2 separate regions of the Homo sapiens genome follow, and region 2 is linked to region 1. Evidence: chromatin contacts called from ENCODE Hi-C or POLR2A ChIA-PET data. All regions are on one chromosome and are shown on one strand. The core of a region is the stretch at or near the end of the contact, and the rest is flanking DNA. Distances in the headings are between cores, read along the strand shown. Region 1 holds the start of LRRC63 (leucine rich repeat containing 63). Region 2 overlaps COG3 (component of oligomeric golgi complex 3).

Region 1 (5,654 bases), core at 1,393-3,892:
ATTGGCTGAAAATAATTAAAAACAAATGAAGTGTTTGTCTTTACAGTGAGATATGGGGATAAAAAGAGTAGCAGCTTCTTCAAAATATCTTTATTAACATTTGAGAAAATATAAAACTATTCTCTAGGCAACAGCATGAAAACACATGAAATAAGTGGGTACATTTAAGCCACTGTGACTGAAGAAGACATTTCCCCGTACATATAATTAATATAAACAGGTAAATTCAGACCAATAAAACACTTCTTTCTCAAAAGCATTTTAGTGCCCTGTGTTACTCTGGAGACTCAGTAGTTGAACAAATATGTGCTCAAAAATAACTATTCATTCTTTAACAGTACTTAAAAAAATTAATATGAACATAAAAACACAAATTACTCCATTATTTCCATAAGGTAAAATATTAGGTTAAAACTACAATGGCCAAACTGTTTAGCAAACCTCTGTCCTATTTTAAAGGGAAATAAATAAATAAGAGATAGGTCTATGGAAAATAATGAAGTTGTCTAGCAACACTTTTCACATCACTTCCACCATTTCAACAGAACCAACAGCAAATCTAAGGTTCCCCAAGCGTTTCCCACTTATTAGGGAAATCGATAGCATTACCTGCGGGGTGCCTGCGGTTGCTTCTGCATAAGGCTTTTATCTCATTTTAGCAACATTTAAAAAATGCAGGATGTCTATAACCTTGGCACTCATCATTACGCTGGCATCTTTAGTACAATTTGCTAATAGAGTGAAAGCACTGTGGTTCAGTTTGGGAAGCTTCTTCATAAGGTTCTGCCAAACTGCAAAGGGGACGGAACAAATAAATAGGCTGACCGTACATACATCAGAAAAAGCAGACCCTTAAAATCCAAAAGGGAGTTATTCATTATTTCAAAAACACGTTATTTTACAAAAGAAGAAAGAAAATTGAGGGGATAATATTTTCAAAAATATAAGAACTATAAAATAATCTAAATTGAATTTTGTTTGTCCTGTCTAAACTCATCCTATACTGATATATCATTTCCATAGACAAAGCGAGTCAGATGTGTTAGAATAACATATATACATATAAAATATACCAAGCCATGGATTTAATTTTCATAATAACTATCTCATTTGCCTAAATGTTTGGTACTAAGTGGTAGAAATAGAAGACAAAATGTTCACACCTGAGATTACATATTAAACCGCCCTAGGTTTTAGTCTCATACTTGCTAGAAGAAATCTGCAAGGAATGATACCTGGATGCCTGCGGATTCCAAGTGTGACAAAGCATTTTTTGAAAAAGCATTCAGAAGCCTTGCTTTCGACTACACAAAGCTAAGCATAAATTTTAAAGGCCAAACGTCAGTCAGTAAAACTGAATTCCTGTAGTTCTCATGGTTCCAACGATCTTGAAGAGCATAGGTACCTGACTCAATTTACACTGTCATTTTTTATGCTTAAAAATATAAACCTTTTTTCACATTTACAAAATATGCACGATATATATTACTTGAGACTAATCTTAGCCACAGAGCTGCCTTTTATTTTCAGCTTTGTATTTCTGAGAAACTAATGAATCTATGGTGTAGATAACAGCAAAAGTGGAAATAAATTCATAGTCTGGGGCAGCAGTATAATTGGGACACAGTAAACTTACAAGGAAAAGAAACAGTACACTACTACTGTAAAGGAAAACAAGTTGCATAATATTTTCCAGAGTCTGATTACTTTTTTGTTAAAACTTTTCTACTTTTTTCATTGATTGTTTTAAAACATGTTTGCTACTAAGGAGAAAAAGGAAGACATGGTTATGGTGTGAATCTTGAAAGATCCCCAAAGCTAGAAAGATTTATACAGAAGTCTCTCATTTTCCAACTTCTGTTATAAAGTTCCTGCGCTAGTACTTAGAAAAAACCAAACCTGGAAGGAAGCTCTACCTAGTTTACTTTCTGAGTTCGGATTTCCGCATCTATCAGATGAGCTCTTTCTAGTGCTCTTTCCCCCTCAAATCTCCAGAGAAACACGCACATTTTTGCAAACACACACGATGTATCTATGACTGCACACACAGGTTCATCAACACCATGACAGAGGCGACACGTCACAATATGATAACCAGAACAGAGGACGATGACAGTGAGAAATGGGTTTCTTTTATGGCCCGCTTGGATCCCTAATGCCCTTATTTCTACACAATCCAGCCTCAGCCAGGAACTTTAAAGGATCAGAAAGAGAAAACAGGTTGCATGAAAGGAAGAGAAAGAAAACCGAATGCCCGCTTTTCGAGAGCACTGCAAAATTAGCCCCGGGACCCGGCTGCACAAAAGTGCAGCCTTAAAGAATGCCAGCCCATATTCTAGACACCCAAGTAAAGCATCCTGTAATCGAGAGAAAATAATAAATAATAGTGGTCATTGCCATTAAGCATAAAAATAGTAATAACAATTGTCACCACGGCGTTCCGTACAGCAGCTGCGCGTGGAGCCGGCTTCTCCTCCGGCCCCCACGGCCCGCAGCTTCCCCTGCAGCCCCACAGTGCGTCGGAGGAAGGCGAGGGCTCCGCGCGCGCTGCACCGTGGGCTGGGCCTGCCCCTCCCGGCGCCCGCCTCGCCTCGCCTGTCCCGCGCCCGCCTCGCCTGTCCCGCCCCCGCGCCTGCGCGTCAAGTGGCTGGGCTGGCTTAGCGGACCCCGGTTGCTAGGGTGTGTCTCCTTGGCCTCCTAGAGGGTGGGGATCCGTGGTGCTTCTTCGGGAACAGCCTCCTGCAGGAAGACCCTCGCTGGACCTTTACCTCGCTGCCTAGATTCCGAGGAAAAGGAGATAGGAGACGAAAAGCCAGTTGGTTTGGAAAGCGGCCGATTATCCTAAAGGGTAGTGTGGGAGTCCAGCACTTCCATGCCCCTCTTTGGGTACTACGGAAGGGAGATTTCCAGCATCGTGTGGAACATATGACCAGGGAGTACACCTTGAGCGCTTGTGTGCAGTTATCTTTTGGCGGTAAACGGCCCATTTGTGCAGTTTCAGGGTGTTCCCTTCTAGGCTATCAATGGAATAATGCCGTGCCAGGCACTTTTGATGTTGCCCTGCAAACTAAAAGCACATTTTGGGGGTGCATCTTCTCGCATTATTTCTAAACAGTATGAGTTGGGATCCAGCAGCCCTGGGAAATCTCATTATAGTGAAACCCATCTTATTTTAGGATTGAATTGTTTTGGCCCAAGCATAGTGGTTGAAAAACAAGCCATTATAGAAAGAAAACAATTTGTTTGTGAATGGTTAGATATGGTGGGTCTTCAGAGGCTTATCTAATGAAGGCATCTTCTACACATTTCTGACCAAATTCTCTTTCTACATTTATAGCGATAACATTTTGGAGAGAGAGAAAAAAAATGTCATTTCGACTATTCTGAAAAATCAGTATTTACTAGTTGAAATAGCATTGGCAAATTGAACTTTGTACTAACATGGAAAATTGTAGAATGATCCTGGGTAGTAATAATACACATATTTTTAAAATTCTATGTTTACTTATAACCCTACATTTTAACTGGATTCTTTCTATTAATAGAAGTTTTAAAGAATTATTTTCTTACCCTCTTTTTTTTTCATAAAGGAATTCTGCCTGGATTCAGTAGAGTATTGGTACAGAATGATTTTCTTTAAGATGTAATCTAAATTCTTATTATTTTTCAACAATTCAAACATATTCAAAACCTTTTCAATTCTCATTTAAACCAAGGATTATGAAAAACAGCACTTATTATTCATTAAAATGCAAAAGCCCCCACTGCTTCTTCGAAGACCCTTACCTCCAAAATTCACTAAGCTGTCTTTACATGAGAAAAAAACCCATACAGGTATGTGTATTAATCAGATATGTGTATTAACATTTATGTATCTTTCATAGAAATTCCTTGACTTGCACAGCTCAGAATCACAATAAATACACTCACTAATAACTTACAAATGTTTGTTGTCAGGTGATAACATCCAATTCAATTCCACAGATGCATTTACTGATACTTATTGGTGGACTTAGTAGATTCAAGTTTATCTCATCGATAAAATTTACTTGTAACCCCAGAATTGGTACTCAAAGGGCTTTCTCAGTCATGCGTGGATATGTGCAGAGCACTGAAAATGAGTCACCCAACACACATGCCTCCAGCTGAGGTGGAACAAGGCTACCTCTACCTTCTTGTTTCAGCTCTCATATTGTAAACGGGTACTGTTTTCCCTGTCTGTTTAGCTCTATGTTTCTTGAATGTTTGTGCTTTTAGTTAGTGATTTCACTGTGGGCCCCAAGCATAGTGTTGAAGTACTGTCTAGTGTTCCTGAGCACAAGAAGGCTGTGATGGGCCTTACAGAGAACAAGATATGTGTTAGATAAGTTTCCTTCAGGTGTGAGTAGTGTTGTTGGCCCTAAGTTCAATGTTAACAAATCAACTGTTTATATTTATTAAAGTGTCTTTAAATAGAAACAAATATAAAACAAAATTAGTGTTGATCAGTTGATGAAAATGTTGAAACCAGAGGTTTGCAGGAACCTAGCCCCATATTTCTTCCAGGAGAAATGGTTCAGTAATGAGTAATTCATTGTTTGTAGAACAGAACTACTGCAAATAACAAGGACCGAATATATTTAGTGAGCAAAAACAGACCTTACCTGTTCCCTTCATTAGTTACCCACTGGGATACTGATTGTAATCAATCAATCATATAAGTAAATGCAAAATTACCCTGTGATAAGTGCTATGAAGTAAAGATGAGCCACTTTTATAACTATAACTTTATCTAATGCTTAATCCTCTATTTCTGTTGTATGGTTTCTATTCCCTCCTTATTATAAGCAATACAATTAGCATATTTTCTCATTTTCCCCTTCTCAGTTTCCTCTTCCATCTGATTTTAGTTGATTGCAGTTTTAGTGTCAACATTTATACTGTTCAAATATACCTAGTCTATAACTTGATTTATAATGTTAAATTATCATCTTTTGACCTATGGCTATTAACAGTAGGTAACTCAACTTACCTGTAATACTGCCACAATTTCCTCTCCTACTTTCTCTCCCAACTTTTGTTACATGATTTTTACATCATCATTTCTACATTTCTATAATGTTCTGCATTTACAATCTGTTCTGTAATAATACAGTATGCAGATTTACAGCTCAAGGTTACCAGTTATCTTGTAGTTTCTCCATTCATCTTTTGTTTAAAGTTTATCTTCTAGTACAGAATTTCACAACCTTGGCACTATTGACATTTTAGGTTGGATGGTTCCTTTTTTTTGGTGGGGAAAGCAGAGCTCTCTTGCTCCAAAGGCTCTTGACAGAGGGCTTTGCACATAGTAGGTGATCAAAATTTGTTTTTTTATTTCTTCTAAAAAAAAAAAAAGCAGGATACATGCACAGAACGTGCAGGTTTGTTACATAGGTATACATATGCCATGGTGATTTGCTGCACCTATTGACCCATCCTCTAAGTTTTCTCCCCTCACCCTCCACCCACTAACAGGCCCTGGTGTGTGTTGTTCCCCAATCTGTGTTCATGTGTTCTCAGTATTCAACTCCCACTTACAAGTGAGAACACACAGTGTTTGGTTTTCTTTTCCTGTGTTAGTTTGCTGAGGATGATGTCTTTCAGCTTCATCCATGTCCCTGCAAAGGACATAA
Region 2 (5,654 bases), core at 1,812-4,311, 700 kb before region 1:
TTGGTCCCTCGACCCAGAAGTGATTGTACTTCCCTTACAGAGGTGTCTTTGCTCAACCATACTCCCCACCTGCTCTTCCTCACAGTCGCCAGAGTCTGCCTTTTCTGACCTTCCCAGTGGTGGGGGGAAGCCCGCTCTGGTCACCTGGGAATTGGATGTACTAACTAGGCCTGTATGTGATTTGACTCAGAGTGTGGAAGACAGTCTGACAGGTGAACCTAATTTGATTAATCCCCCTGTTTAGAAGTGCTTTGTTTTCTTGTTACTCCCCCACCTCCACAGGCTCCCACCTGCTTCCTTCCTCATGACTACATAGAGATCTGCTTCCTTTTTTTTTTTTTTTGAGACGGAGTCTCACTTTGTTGCCCAGGCTGGAGTGCAGTGGCGAGATCTTGGCTCACTGTAACCTCCGGCTCCCAGGTTCAAGCGATTTTCCTGCCTCAGCCTCTCGAGTAGCTGGGACTACAGGCACACGCCACCACGCCTGACTAATTTTTGTATTTTTAGTAGAGACGAGGTTTCACCACATTGGTCAGGATGGTCTTGAACTCCTGACCTCATGATCCGCCTGCCTCGGCATCCCAAAGTGCTGGGGTTACAGGCGTGAGCCACTGTGCCCAGACGATCTGCCTCCTTTTTAATGGCTGCATTCTATAATGTGATTATGCTTTTCCTATGTTCCATAAAGATTATTGATCACAATTTGGGAAAAGCAACTTGGGTTGAGCATATATATATGAAGCTGGAATGTATGTATGTCCATATTCATGTGTATTCTCAGTTACTGTGTTAAATCTCACCTGTCACTGATTTAGATTTCTTAGGGTATTCTTGATGAAAACTGAGGTGGGAAAAAATTGGTGCCCTCTAGCTACTTATAGCTAATGAGAATAAGCAGTTTATAGTTGCCATGTAAATTATTGTAAGACAAATATCCACATGTGTGAAATGTGTCTTCTTTTCCACTTGGGTTTTAGGTTCAACAGAATCCCTCAATCCTAGACCACAGACCACAATTTCTCCAGCAGATCTTCATGGAATGTGGTATCCTACGGTTCGAAGAACTCTTGTCTGTCTCTCCAAATTATACAGATGCATAGATGTACGTGTATCTTTACTGTGAATTGCTCGTTCTTTCACTTGAAATATTTTTAAATTTACATTTTAAGATCTTGATAAAGTATTTTGTTGGATATTCTTAAAATCATGATTTTTAGATATGGAAGTAACTTGAGGTCAAGCTAATTTAGGAATTTCTAACCTGAACTTTCTATAGAAACTTATAATTCAGTAATGGGCTTTGGGGAGTCTATGGACACCTCAAAATTGTGGGCAAATTTTGCATGACTGTTTTATGTGTGCATTCCTGAAGAGAAGACCCTGACTGCATTTAGAGCAATGATTAAATACAGCAGTCATGTAATGAATTGTCTAGATGCCACTATTTCTTAAGGATATGGTTCAAAAGGAGTATGCATTTACCCTTACACCGCAGAGATATTTTATATTGTAGGACTGCACAGTTGTTTCATTGGGTCAGTAGAATGTACACTACTCTATATTTAATTTAAAATGCATAATTGCTGGGCTTTGTGCTTATAGATTTTGAAATGCTACCAAAAGTGCCTTTTGCCCAGTTCTGGGACTCTTAAGGACAGGCCCAGATCACCTCTACAGACTTAGATGTCTCAGCCTTTTTGCCCAGCTGATGAGATCTCTTCCAGAGAGAGGTTTGGATATTTGGCATCTCTTCCTCCCCAGGGTGTCCATTAGGTTTATTGAATAATGATATTAGGCTGAGATTCAGCAACTTCCTGCAGTGGAGTCAGGATCCCAAGGAAAATACGCAGGAGGCATATTCCACATAGAACCCATTGTCATCACAGACTCTAGGAAATAAAACCTCTTAGGGTGCTTAACAGGGATTTTAGCTTAATAGTAGGTAGGCCTGAGGAGGTCACTATGCCAGTTTTGTCTTATGCCTTAGGCTGGCTTATTCTTTTTTCACCTAGCTTATATTCAAATCTTAACACTTTTAGTCTTACCGATCAAAGGTGGGGAAAGACAATCCAGTGTAAAATACGTTAAGGCTGAGCAAGGGAAGGCGAGGGTCTTGGTCTAAGCTGCTCATCTTAAGCTTTCTTAGGCAGGGTTAGTGACCCAGCAGGTGGCAGCTCTAATCTCTCCTTCCTATAGTAATAGCCTTGTGGGAAACCACAGAACAGGGAGAAGCAATGTAAAAAGAGAATAACATCAAGTTGGAGACCAGGGCCCAGGACAGTGGCCTAATAATGAATAGGCTCATATTTATGTAGAATGGAGGCTGGGAGTGAAGCAAGGGGACTGACAGGAGTCCTGGTCCAACCACCATGCCACACCTCTGGGAAGATAGTAATGGCAGAATTAAATTAAGAATCATACTGCCTATACCATTTGGTAACCTGTTTTTTTTTTTTTTAAACTCCATTATGAATTTCACCGCCTCCTTCAGCATTCTTTGATTTCATAAACAGTATTCTATAATTTAGATTTAGTCCTATTTTATTTGTCAGTCCCCTGTCTTTGAACATTTATGTTATTTCCAGTTTATGGCTGTTCTAAATAATACTGTAATGAAGAGCCATGTACATGATTTCCTAAAATACAATTCTGTTGTATTTTTAGAAGTGGATTTACTGAGGGTTTGTTTTAAAGTTGGTTTTAGAGATTTAAAAAAGAGCCCCACATGAGATCTTGTTGGAGCGAAGGCTCCGTGAGGTCAGAACCATGCCTGCCTATATTTCTAGCATCTAGCACAGTGCCTAGTATGCTAATCAATATTTATTGAATGGTCACATGAATGTTTCCAGGGATGACTGCATATTACATATCTATGTGTTGGTTTAGAAAGGTTGCATGGGAATAGGAAACCAGGAAGAATAATACAAGTAGTAAATTAATCCAACCATGAGGGCAAGCAGGCATTGTTATTTGCACTTACAGCCTAGGATATTCCTTTTTTTTTGTTTTGTCAAATGCCACAGGCTGATTATTCTCTTTTATTCCACCAGAGGGCAGTGTTCCAAGGATTATCACAGGAAGCATTGTCTGCCTGCATTCAGTCCTTACTTGGAGCGTCAGAGTCTATCAGCAAAAACAAGGTTTGATGAAGTGTTAGGTGAAATCCTGTTTCCTGGTAAAATATTGTGGAATATAGCATTTACTTATAGGCACAGAAGTTTAAAGCTGTTTTGGCAGTAGGATTTGTTTAACATGATTGAATTTTGAGGCTCTTTGAGAGAAACTGTTATTTCATTATAGTGCTAAATAAAGACTGTACTATATAAGAGAGTCCAACTTTGCTAAAGTACCAAAAGTGGTACTTAGGTTACACATTCTATAGAGTAAAGGTTTCTTGTTGTAGTCCTAGCCACTGGGGAAATGATACTATTTCCCTGGAATACCAAGAAAGCATTTTCAAGGAAACATCACAATTTATAATCATCTCTCTCTACGATAATGTTTTAAATAGTTGAATGTTCTTACATGGAGGAAATGAGTCAGTCAATTTTGAGGACAGGTAATTGTGGCTCTGGGTTGTGTGACTAGAAGGAGTCACCATGACTGTATGGCTTACAATTTTGTTTGTTTGTTTTGAGACAGGGTCTTGCTTTGTCTCCCTGGCTGAAGTGCAGTGGTGTGATCATAGCTCACTGCAGCCTCTATCTCCTGAGCTCAATCCATCCTCCTACCTCAGCCTCCCAAGAATCTGGGACTACAGGCATGTACCTTCATGCCCCTGCCAAGTTTTGTATTTTTTGTGGAGACAGGATTTTGTCATGTTGCTCAGGCTGGTCTCAAACTCCTGGGCTCAAGTGATTTGCCCACCTTGGCCTCCCAGAGTGCTGGAATTACAGGTGTGAGCCACTGTGCCTGGCCTTTTTTTTTTTCTGAGAGAGGGTCTTACTCTGTCACCTAAGCTGGAGTGCAGTGGTATGATCTCTGTTCACTGCAGCCTCAACCTCCTGAGGTGAAGCAATTCTCCTGCTTCAGCTTCCTGAGCAACAGGACTACAGGTACCTGGCTAAATTTTTTATTTTTTGTAGAGACAGGATCTCACCATGTTGCACAGGCTGGTCTCAAATTCCTGGGCTCAAATGATCCTCTTGACTCAGCCTTCCAAAGTGCTGGGATTACAGGTGTTAGCCACCGCACTTAGCGGTTTACAGTTTTTAATCCAGAAGGGATCTGGGGCTGAAGGCTGCTGGCATGTGCTTCTCCCACAGACCCTGAGATTTTTTTTTTTTCCCAGGAAGTAGAGCATGTTCAAAAGTGTTGCTTTGCTTAACTCTCCTCTTAAAATACCTGTCACCTATAGGGAAGGAGCTGTGGGAGCTGTTTCTAGCCAAAATTTTCTTCCCACTTGGAGTGTTCAGATCCTGTGAACTTTTTTTGATATATGGATTTATAAACGTGACTTTTAAGGCTTTTATATATATATATATAATATATACATATAAATTATATATATATAATATATACATATAAATTATACATATAATATATACATATAAATTATATATAATATATACATATAAATTATACATATAATATATACATATAAATTATACATATAATATATACATATAAATTATATATAATATATACATATAAATTATACATATAATATATACATATAAATTATACATATAATATATACATATAAATTATATATATAATATATACATATAAATTATATATATAATATATACATATAAATTATATATATAATATATACATATAAATTATATATATAATATATACATATAAATTATATATATAATATATACATATAAATTATATATATAAAAGTGATATATACATTTTATATATATGTATCTCTCCACAGAATAATTTGGGATCTTGTTGCTAGGAAAGCTTTATCTTTGTGACCACTATATTTTTCTCATTCATGAAATGGAGAGGTGAAATGAAATTTTCACATGGGGACTAGAAATAAAGTTATAGACAGGCAGATTTAAGTTTTAACAAGTATTTCCAAGTCTGTGCCCGCACATTTTTGATAATAGGTGAAATTAGAAAACACATGTCTAATGTTAAGGAAATGGTTACATAAATTGTGGCATGTTTTATATAACAATATTACACAGTCATTAAATTTTTAAAAATGAAACAATAAAATTTAACTTAAACATATTAAGACAACAGGTATTTAAGATGCAAATCAGATAATATGGTATGACTATGTAATAAAATGCATTGAAGAAAATATGTAACAGTGAAAGCTTTTAGGTGACTATGGATGATTTTTTCTCTCATTCCCTATACATCTCTTTATTTTCTACAGTGATCCTGTGTTTCTCAGATCTCAGGAGGGAAAAATATGACCTAATTTTAAAAAAAGTTCATAGGCTTATGTCCTCTTGTACCACTGTCCTCTCTCTTTTTTTTTTTTTTTTTTTTTGAGACAGAGTCTCACTCTGTCACCCACGCTGGAGTGCAGTGGCGCTATCTCAGCTCACTGCAACCTCCACCTCCTGGGTTGAAGCCATTCTTGTGCCTTAGCCACCCAAGTAGCTGGGATTACAGGTGTGTGCCACCACGCCCAGCTAATTTTTGCATTTGTAGTAGAGACAGGGTTTCACCGTGTTGGC

What was found. A loop is a pair of places that touch in the nucleus more often than their neighbours do. ChIA-PET counts read pairs that join two places held with the same protein, here RNA polymerase II (POLR2A). Pooled maps may share reads with other maps.
Region 2: a pooled map shows a loop between it and region 1 (2.9-fold over the local background). The contact joins the enhancer-like site here to the promoter of LRRC63 in region 1. A Hi-C loop is called at or near these places in 1 of 50 pooled maps. POLR2A ChIA-PET finds 5 or more read pairs at or near these places in 2 of 52 experiments (activated B cell and activated T-cell).

Annotation. Positions count from the first base shown.
Region 1 is chr13:46,209,286-46,214,939 of GRCh38, forward strand. It overlaps LRRC63 (leucine rich repeat containing 63), which reads left to right and starts at 2,643. Exons shown (of 10, transcript NM_001282460.2): 1 at 2,643-2,974; 2 at 3,717-3,834. The coding sequence starts at 3,750. It overlaps LOC107984578 (a long non-coding RNA gene), which reads right to left and starts at 2,567. Exons shown (of 4, transcript XR_001749863.3): 1 at 610-2,567. RefSeq lists a silencer at 2,399-2,728.
Region 2 is chr13:45,508,715-45,514,368 of GRCh38, forward strand. COG3 (component of oligomeric golgi complex 3) reads left to right here. Exons shown (of 23, transcript NM_031431.4): 15 at 978-1,102; 16 at 3,051-3,140. Among named protein-coding and RNA genes, the nearest start is that of COG3, 47 kb to the left of the region's middle. Within about 2 kb of position 3,062, at least 4 of the 41 ENCODE cell types and tissues checked have a DNase peak (open chromatin) inside an H3K27ac peak, as active enhancers do.